Linked DNA regions of Homo sapiens: region 1 is linked to region 2. The links are chromatin contacts, found by Hi-C or POLR2A ChIA-PET in ENCODE. All regions are on one chromosome and are shown on one strand. Each heading gives the region's core, a stretch centred on a gene start or an enhancer-like site at or near the end of the contact. The rest is flanking DNA. Distances are from core to core; before and after follow the strand shown.

Region 1 (3,961 bases), core at 1,248-3,747, 530 kb before region 2:
ATACTGCACACTAAGGGACAAAATTAAAACTGCCTAGCCTGCTAAAAATCTAATCCTGTCCTTGCCAATTAACCTTATTAACACTAGAGTAGGAGAAAAGAGAGGTCAAAATATAGGTGAAGGTGCCATTCATTTCCTTCTGGATTTCAAATGATATGACAATTACTGCACAACAGAGATTTTTACCTCTGCTGTTCCTTAAGTAACACGACCCCTATTCTCCAAATAAAAACTTACCAACAAGTTGAGCAGTCTCAAATTAGAATACTAGCAATCATGACAATTTTCAAAATACTGGCTATCATTAGATGTCACCCAACTGAAATTCATGCTATAAACATATGTAGAGAAACTCTTTACGGAAAAAAGTTCATTTTAATGTAAATTTCCCTGTTAATCTAAACAGATTAACGTTATTACAACATGTATCTGGCTTTCTACTCCGACTCATTAGGTATTATAGTTTCATATGTTGGCACAAGATCTCCAAAGATTTATTAGAGGCATAAAAAAATTCCAAATGAATCATCTATAGATCAAGCATCATATATCACAAAAAGTATTAAACAGGAACACATTTCATAAACAGCGAAATTTAAAGGTCACCCTCTGTATTCCGTTATTCATCCTTTTGCTTACCAAATCTACTTCACACTGACTTAAAGCATCATTTACAAAAAATTCTCTTCTGGCATTGGCAGAGATCTCACCAAAGATCAAAGATCTGAACTTTTTTTTTTTTTAAACAAAAACCCCAGGTTAAATACACTCTTTCCTTCACGAGAGCCCCCACACAGTACAATCTAATTTGACATAACTTTGTTTCGGGGTTAAAAAAAATCCCAAACAAAACCTTTAAATTTTCCAATTCAAAAACGATTCCTGATAAGCCTACCTTAGAGTTCGAAAACAAATAAGATTAAAGCCCAACCATCTAAAGAAAAAGAACCCTACGACAGCCCCACCGGAATACACAAATCGCCAAGCCCCGTGCAGATTCAATCTAAAATCGCGCCCGACAGAGATATAAGGACATTCAGGAGAAAGCTTTTAGGCACCCGCGAATCTCTCAGTGCGCCAGTGAGGGGAATGGGAACCTGACCCCATCTTTTCATCCACTGAGAGAAAAGCAAAGGAAATGAAATGGAACCCTTCTCTTCACCGAGGAGGACCAAAGACCTTCTTAGAGTGTCGGTCGGTCCTCCCTCCCCCACCCCCTGACTCCGGCCGCTCCACGGACCGCAGGGACTGTCCTACCGCTCCCCTTCACGCAACCATCAGAGAATCCTCTCAAAAACACAGACCCGATGAGGAGTGGCTTCCCCGCCTTTCCCCTGTGCCGAGAAGGGATCCCGGTCGCCAACAACAAAGACGCTTCCCGCTCCCCTCCCCCCGCCGGCCCGGGCTCGTCCCTCCCGCGCTGCGGCTCCCGGCCTAGCGCCCCCTCCCCGAGCCGGGCTGCGGCGTCCCCAAACCCCGAGGCCGCACGCACCTGCACCTGAGCGGCCCGGGCCGAAGCGCCGGGCAGAAGGGGTCGAGAGAGAACCGCAGCCGACGCGCTGTCCTCCACAAGGCGAGATCCGCGCTCCGGGCGCCGTCCGACTCTCTCCGCCTGCAGACTGGCCCGACAGAGGAGCGGGGACCAGGGCTACAGCCCCCGGCGCCGGGGCGAAGAAGGACGGCGGCGCCCCAGGGGCCCCGCTCACGCTCCCGAGTCTCGCCTCGCGCCGGCCCTGCTCCTCCACAAGAGCTCGCGTTCTGCTGACTAACGGCCCCGGTGCGGGGCGCTGGAGCGGCCGCCGCTGCCCGTCGGTTGCTCTCGGGCCTCACGTCCCGCGCGGCCGTGGTCGCAGCCGCCGCCGCCACCGCCTCCCTTTCTGGCACTGCAGACGCCACCCAGACCTAGCCAGGTCTTCCTTCTCTTTAATCCTGCTTTCTTTGCTCCTCCTCAGCCTGCCAAGCGCGAGGCTCGTTCCGGTAGCGGGAGGAAGACTGGAGGGGAACGGAGGGGACGAGCACAATCCCCACTGAGCCAGGAGTTGGCCACTGACTGGAGGAAGGTGCCAAAGCTGACCCCGGCTCCAGCCTACTAGCGGGCGGGGGGAGAGACGGAGCCCAGCCTTGCCTCACTTCCACCAATCAGAGGCCGCCCGGCAGGGTGGGAGGCGCTCTGAGCTCAAGGAGAGGCTGAGCTCGCTCAGCAGGAGGCGGGGATTGCGGAAAAGAAGAACCAATAGGAACAAAGGTTCCCCGCCCCTTTGATTTGATGGACTACACATTCGGGCCAATGGGGGAATTCTCATTTCGAAGAAAGTGGGACTTGTTCTCCGGGTTTGAGAAAGAGGCTGCGCGGAGCCGGAGGGGTCGAGGCTGCGCCGCGTGGAGTGGCTTGGCTTAACAGCAGGGAGGGCAGAGCGATGCTCTTTGACCTCCCAGAAGAGTCACGTGGGCTGACCCAGAGCCGGGGCGGAAAGGCTGCGTTTGTTTCTTCCGGGTCATTGACAGAAGCGTCAATTCCTGGGAGTAGTTCGTTGGTTTTCTTTCCCCTCATCCTTTTGCCTGCTCCCGGCGAGGGGTGGCTTTGATTTCGGCGATGAGCTCCCAGAAAGGCAACGTGGCTCGTTCCAGACCTCAGAAGCACCAGAATACGTTTAGCTTCAAAAATGACAAGTTCGATAAAAGTGTGCAGACCAAGGTAGGAACCTGCCTGTTGCACCGTCTTTGACTCCAGGAAGGAATGGCTCACTGGAGAGGGGAGAGAGGAAATGAGAGGAGTCGGCTGGGGCGAGTGTGGACCGCAGCCCAGAGTTAGTCTTGGCTGCAGTGCAACTCTTTCTAAAATGTTATTCTCACGCCCTTTCTTTGACCTGGACATGTTGTCTCCTGGTAAATATTTGATGGTCAGCACACTTAACTAATTGCACAGAGTGAACAGGACCCTAATGAAATCTAAGGTGCAGATGGGGCAGTTACGTCGTTCAGCGTTCCCATCTGGATCACATTAGCAGAGGGAAACGAGGATTGTGGCATGAGTGGCTTTTTCAAATTTTACACCAAGTTTATGCAGCTACGATTTTTTTTTCCAAAAACCCCAAGCCCATAGAGGAAATGTGAATGATTAAGCTGTCTTAGGCTGTCCTCACTAGTATTGTGTGAAATTTCTGTTTTGTAACAATTGTTTTGAAGATAAAAATATTTGGTTAATGTAAAAATACTTGTTTTGCTGTTTATCTTTAGCAGGACTTCTGTAAAGTCCTGCTAAAAAATTCAGACTGTCTAGATAGCCAGAGGACTTGGGTTGTATATAAGTACTAATTTGCAGGCCGGGCGCCGTGGCTCAAAGTGCTGTAATCCCAGCACTTTGGGAGGCCGAAGCGGGTGGATCACCTGAGGTCAGGAGTTCGAGAACGACCTGGTCAACATGGCGAAACTCCATCTGTACTAAAAATACAAAAATTAGCCGGGCGTGGTGGCGGGCGCTTGTAATCTCAGCACTTTGGGAGGCCGAGGTGGTGGGCGGATCACCTGAGGTCAGAAGTTCGAGAACGACCTGGCCAACATGGCGAAACTCCCAATCTGCTAAAAATACAAAAATTAGCCGACGTGGTGACGGGTGCCGGTAATCCCAGCTACTCGGGAGGCTGAGGCAGGGGAATCGCTTGAACCCTGGAGGCGGTGGTTGCAGTGAGCTGAGATCACATCACTGCACTCCTGGGCGACAGAGCAAGACTCCGTCTCAAAAAACAAAAACAAAAAACTACTAATTTGCTCTTTGCTGTGAATCTCTCTCCCTGTCTCCATAGCTGTATGGAGAGAAAATCATTGACAACAGGGGCATATTAGGGGCCAGCATCACTCAGATAAACCTAATATTCACAAAAGTTATGGAGCTCAAATTTACTAGGTGTGCGGCTTGAGTGAGTTGTATAATATTTAATTTCTCTGAGCCTTACTTTGGTCT
Region 2 (3,659 bases), core at 1,101-3,600:
GCCATGGGAGTGGATGGGGCATTTGGAAATTTATGGAAGTTGAATGCAAAGTATGAAGAGTTGGACTGGAAAAGGAGTAGGTTGGGACAGGTGACTTCTGCTTTTCTTTTAAGCCTTTCTATATTTGAATTTCTAAAATTACCTGCATAAATTACTTCCATAAAATAACAAAAATACTTATTTTTCAAGACAACTAAGAGTCAGATGGAGATAGCAGTCTTGGGGCATGCAGGGCAGTGGGAGGGAGTGAGTGAAGAGAGGCTGTTTTCATGTCTGGTTTGGCTCCTTTATGAGGCTACTGCTGCTCTGGCAAGATGAACTGGGCCCTGTGTGAAAGGAACACTTGCTCAGGATTCCTGGATTTAGTTCTTCACAGGCCAACCTCTCTCCACACTTCAGTCATTGCCCCAGTTTCTTAACTCTATTAGCTGCCAGTCCTGTGGCCCATTTACCTTCTTCATGATTTGTGCACTTAGTTTCTGATCTCAACTTCCTTTCTAGTGACATTTCATTTCTTGTCCTAGATCCTAAAGTATTCATGGTCAGTTTCTAAAGTAATAGTCTTCCTGACTTGACTTGTCCCCAGGTTACCTCTTCCAGATGCTTCCCTGAGAGGATGCTCTCTCCTGTTTTGTCTCAGTTCTTGCAGAAGTACCTATACAGCCAAAAGGACCTAGAAAAGGCCTGAAAAGGGTTGATAACAAGCAGTAAAACCAGGGCGGAACGCTTGCAGACATACCAACATTCCTTTCAAGACCTGACTCATCCTCTTCCTGGTTGGGTCATCTTGTATAAGTTACAGAGACTTTCTGAGGCTTGATTTCTTTATCTGCAAATGGAAGATACTAATAGTATTTATCCCTTAATAAAAGTTCACTATCTCTTTGGCTAGAGTCACAGAAAGAGAAAAAAGTTCAAAATCACCACTGTAGCAGAAGTGTAAAGTTATTTACGCTGTTTTCAAATACGCAACAACAACAAAGTATGGCTCCTTTTTTATATACTAGGTCTGTTGTCAGCAAAGATCATCCTCACTCAACCACCCCCAACCCAAAGGGTGACAAGTGCAGTTTTAGTCTCACCAGAATTTTATTCAATTTTATAAAGAAAATCATGACTTTAGGTAAATTCTTTATCTCTTTTAGATAAAGTGCTCAGTCTCTCAGGTTTCTGCTCACTCTGTTTCTCTTCAAGATGACATCTGAATGTGAGGCTTAAGCGACTTCAGCAGGACAGAGGACATTGGGAGTTCTTGGCATCCTTTTGACATTGTTGGTCTCTGCTGTGTCATGGCTGGTCCGCGCTGCTCCCTGGACTCATGACCACTGGGAGGGACTGGTGCAATTTTGGGGTGTTCTGCTGGCATATGAACTGAAGCCTGTAACTGGTGTAATGCATGGACCATTCTTATCCTTGCTGACATGACCTTACCTTGTTAGTGCTGCAGAGGTCCAGTGTGACTTTCCTAGCTCTTTTTTTTTGAGGCAGAGTCTCACTTCGTCGCACAGGCTGGAGTGCAGTGGTGCCATTTACTTTGACCTCCACTTTCTGGGTTCAAGCAATTCTCGTGTGTCAGCCTCCTAAGTAGCTGGGATTACAGGCATGTGCCACCATGCCTGGCTAATTTTTTTTTTTTTAATTTTTAATAGAGATGGGGTTTCACTATGTTGGCCAGGCTGGCCTCGAACTCCTGACCTCAAGTGGTCCACCCCAGTTGGCCTCTCAAAGTGCTGAGATTACAGGCATGAGTCACTGTGCTAACCTCTCCTAGCTCTTCAAACAGGAAGTCTGCCCTGCAGTGTAGACCGCAGTATGATTAGCAGTTGGTTCTGAGTCACTTGAGCCCTGATTTGTGGTATTTGCAGACTTTTGTGGTGCAAACATTTCTGCCTTGGCATTTCAAGGTACCAGTGTGGTGTCACCAAATGTGAAGTTGGAAAAAGATCTGCCTTACAGATACAATAGATACATATAAGCTCAAGAACATAGATAATATGTAAAATGTAGTCTAATAACTATGGAGTGACAATTTTGAATATTTCTTGTCTTTATTTTTAATAGAATTAATTTAAATGTAAGTTGAAATATCTTTGTTTTTAAGTATTGCTGTGTTTAACAACTGGCTTGCAAAGTTTCTTATAATTTAATAGGCAGGTCTCTGACCCGGTGAACCATCTCTGGCTCACCACTAACAGGTCATCTCATCTTTTTTGTCAAGACATCTTCTATCAAGCTCCTAATCAGGCCCTCAATCAAGTTCCATGTTCTCTTTGGCGGCGTATTGGAAGCGTGAAGTTTAGGCCCACACTTTGCTATCCACAAGCTGACAGAGAGGCAACAAGAGACACAGTATGCTCTCAGCTACTAAAAAGGAAGTGGGACAGAAGCTCCTCTGCCCATGCCATTAATCTTGACTCATATAACTCACTTCCCCCTGGTGGAGTCTGTCAAATAGTCAGAATGTCAAATTCCCCTAGACTCTTGAAGAAAACTCACTCAATGGCCAATTCACAAAAGCCCATTTCACCAAATGAGAAATTCATGAAATTTAGTTTCTTTTTGTTTTAGTTGACCAGTTTTCCTAATAGCATTTTAAAGAAGAATGTCAAATTTGGTCTCCTGCAGCAGTCAACTGTGTGGCCTTTTCTTTCTCCAGAGTTTCAGCCACTTTCTTCTCCACTTTGCAGGTTCCACAGCCTAACCTGTTTCTTAGAACTACTTAGTAGTCATAGGAGAGAATGCAATTGCTCTAGGTCCTCCATTGGATGCTCTTCATTCTTCATTTGGTTTTGTTTTGTTAAAGAAGACAAATCAAAATAGAGAATGGCTGTCAAAAATAACAAGCCCAGGGGAGTTCTGGAGATTAACATCAGCACCAAACATTGCTCACAGCACTGGTCTCTGTTTATAGAGCAATCTCTAGTCTGTTTACTCATCTAGGTGTTTTAAAATGTTGGGCTCAAGTATCTGGGCTTGCAGGTATTGAGAAACTACTGAAGGCACAAATAGAGGAATGACAAGTTTGGATCTGCTTTAGACACTGAACTATGGTAGTAATACGTGAAAAGGACCAAAAAAGGGAATTTGTAAGCAGAGAATCCAGTTAAGAATTCATTAGAACCCAGGTGAGAGATAACAGTCTGCACTCCAGTAATGGAAGTGATGGAATGATAAGAGCTTTTTCCTGGCTACCCTAACTTAGAGGACTCCCTGTTTACTCTCTAGCACTGTGCCCTATTTGTGGAAATTTATAAATTTATATTTAGATGCCTACTTATCATCTGCTCTCTCACTAGACTGTAAGCTCCCTGAAGCCAGGGTTTGGATGTTTCATTTCCCAAAGTATTCTCATCACCCAGCACAGTGTCTGGCACATAGCACACGCTCCACAGACACCTGGGAAATAAAGTGGAATTAAGAAGAAAGAAAAGATATTCATCAGTGGGAGCAAGTTAGTTATGTTTTATAGTAAGGGAAAGATGCTCATGGAGAAGGAGGAGTGAAAAGGCAGAGGAGAGACAATAAAAGACGGCACAGACTCCAGGATAAGCAGGAGTAAACAGGATAAGGACAAAAGCAGCAGAATTAGCTTTGCCTAGAAGGGCTCCTCTTCTTCTGTCATGGGAGGAACGGAAGAATGGATGTGTATGGAGGTTGAT

Evidence for each region. A loop is a pair of places that touch in the nucleus more often than their neighbours do. ChIA-PET counts read pairs that join two places held with the same protein, here RNA polymerase II (POLR2A). Pooled maps may share reads with other maps.
Region 1: a loop to region 2 is called in a pooled map, with 7 times the contacts of the local background. The contact joins the promoter of C9orf85 here to the enhancer-like site in region 2. A Hi-C loop is called at or near these places in 3 of 37 single-sample maps with no recorded cell type and 7 of 50 pooled maps. POLR2A ChIA-PET finds 5 or more read pairs at or near these places in 1 of 52 experiments (activated CD4-positive, alpha-beta T cell).

What each region holds. Positions count from the first base shown.
Region 1 is chr9:71,909,142-71,913,102 of GRCh38, forward strand. It overlaps C9orf85 (chromosome 9 open reading frame 85), which reads left to right and starts at 2,498. Exons shown (of 4, transcript NM_182505.5): 1 at 2,498-2,695. The coding sequence starts at 2,594. ABHD17B (abhydrolase domain containing 17B, depalmitoylase) reads right to left here and starts at 2,052. Exons shown (of 4, transcript NM_001025780.3): 1 at 1,493-2,052. RefSeq lists a silencer at 1,576-1,815 and enhancers at 2,266-2,575, 2,646-2,695, 2,706-2,765.
Region 2 is chr9:72,441,706-72,445,364 of GRCh38, forward strand. No RefSeq gene overlaps it. Among named protein-coding and RNA genes, the nearest start is that of TMC1, 78 kb to the right of the region's middle. RefSeq lists an enhancer at 2,488-2,747. Within about 2 kb of position 2,351, at least 9 of the 41 ENCODE cell types and tissues checked have a DNase peak (open chromatin) inside an H3K27ac peak, as active enhancers do.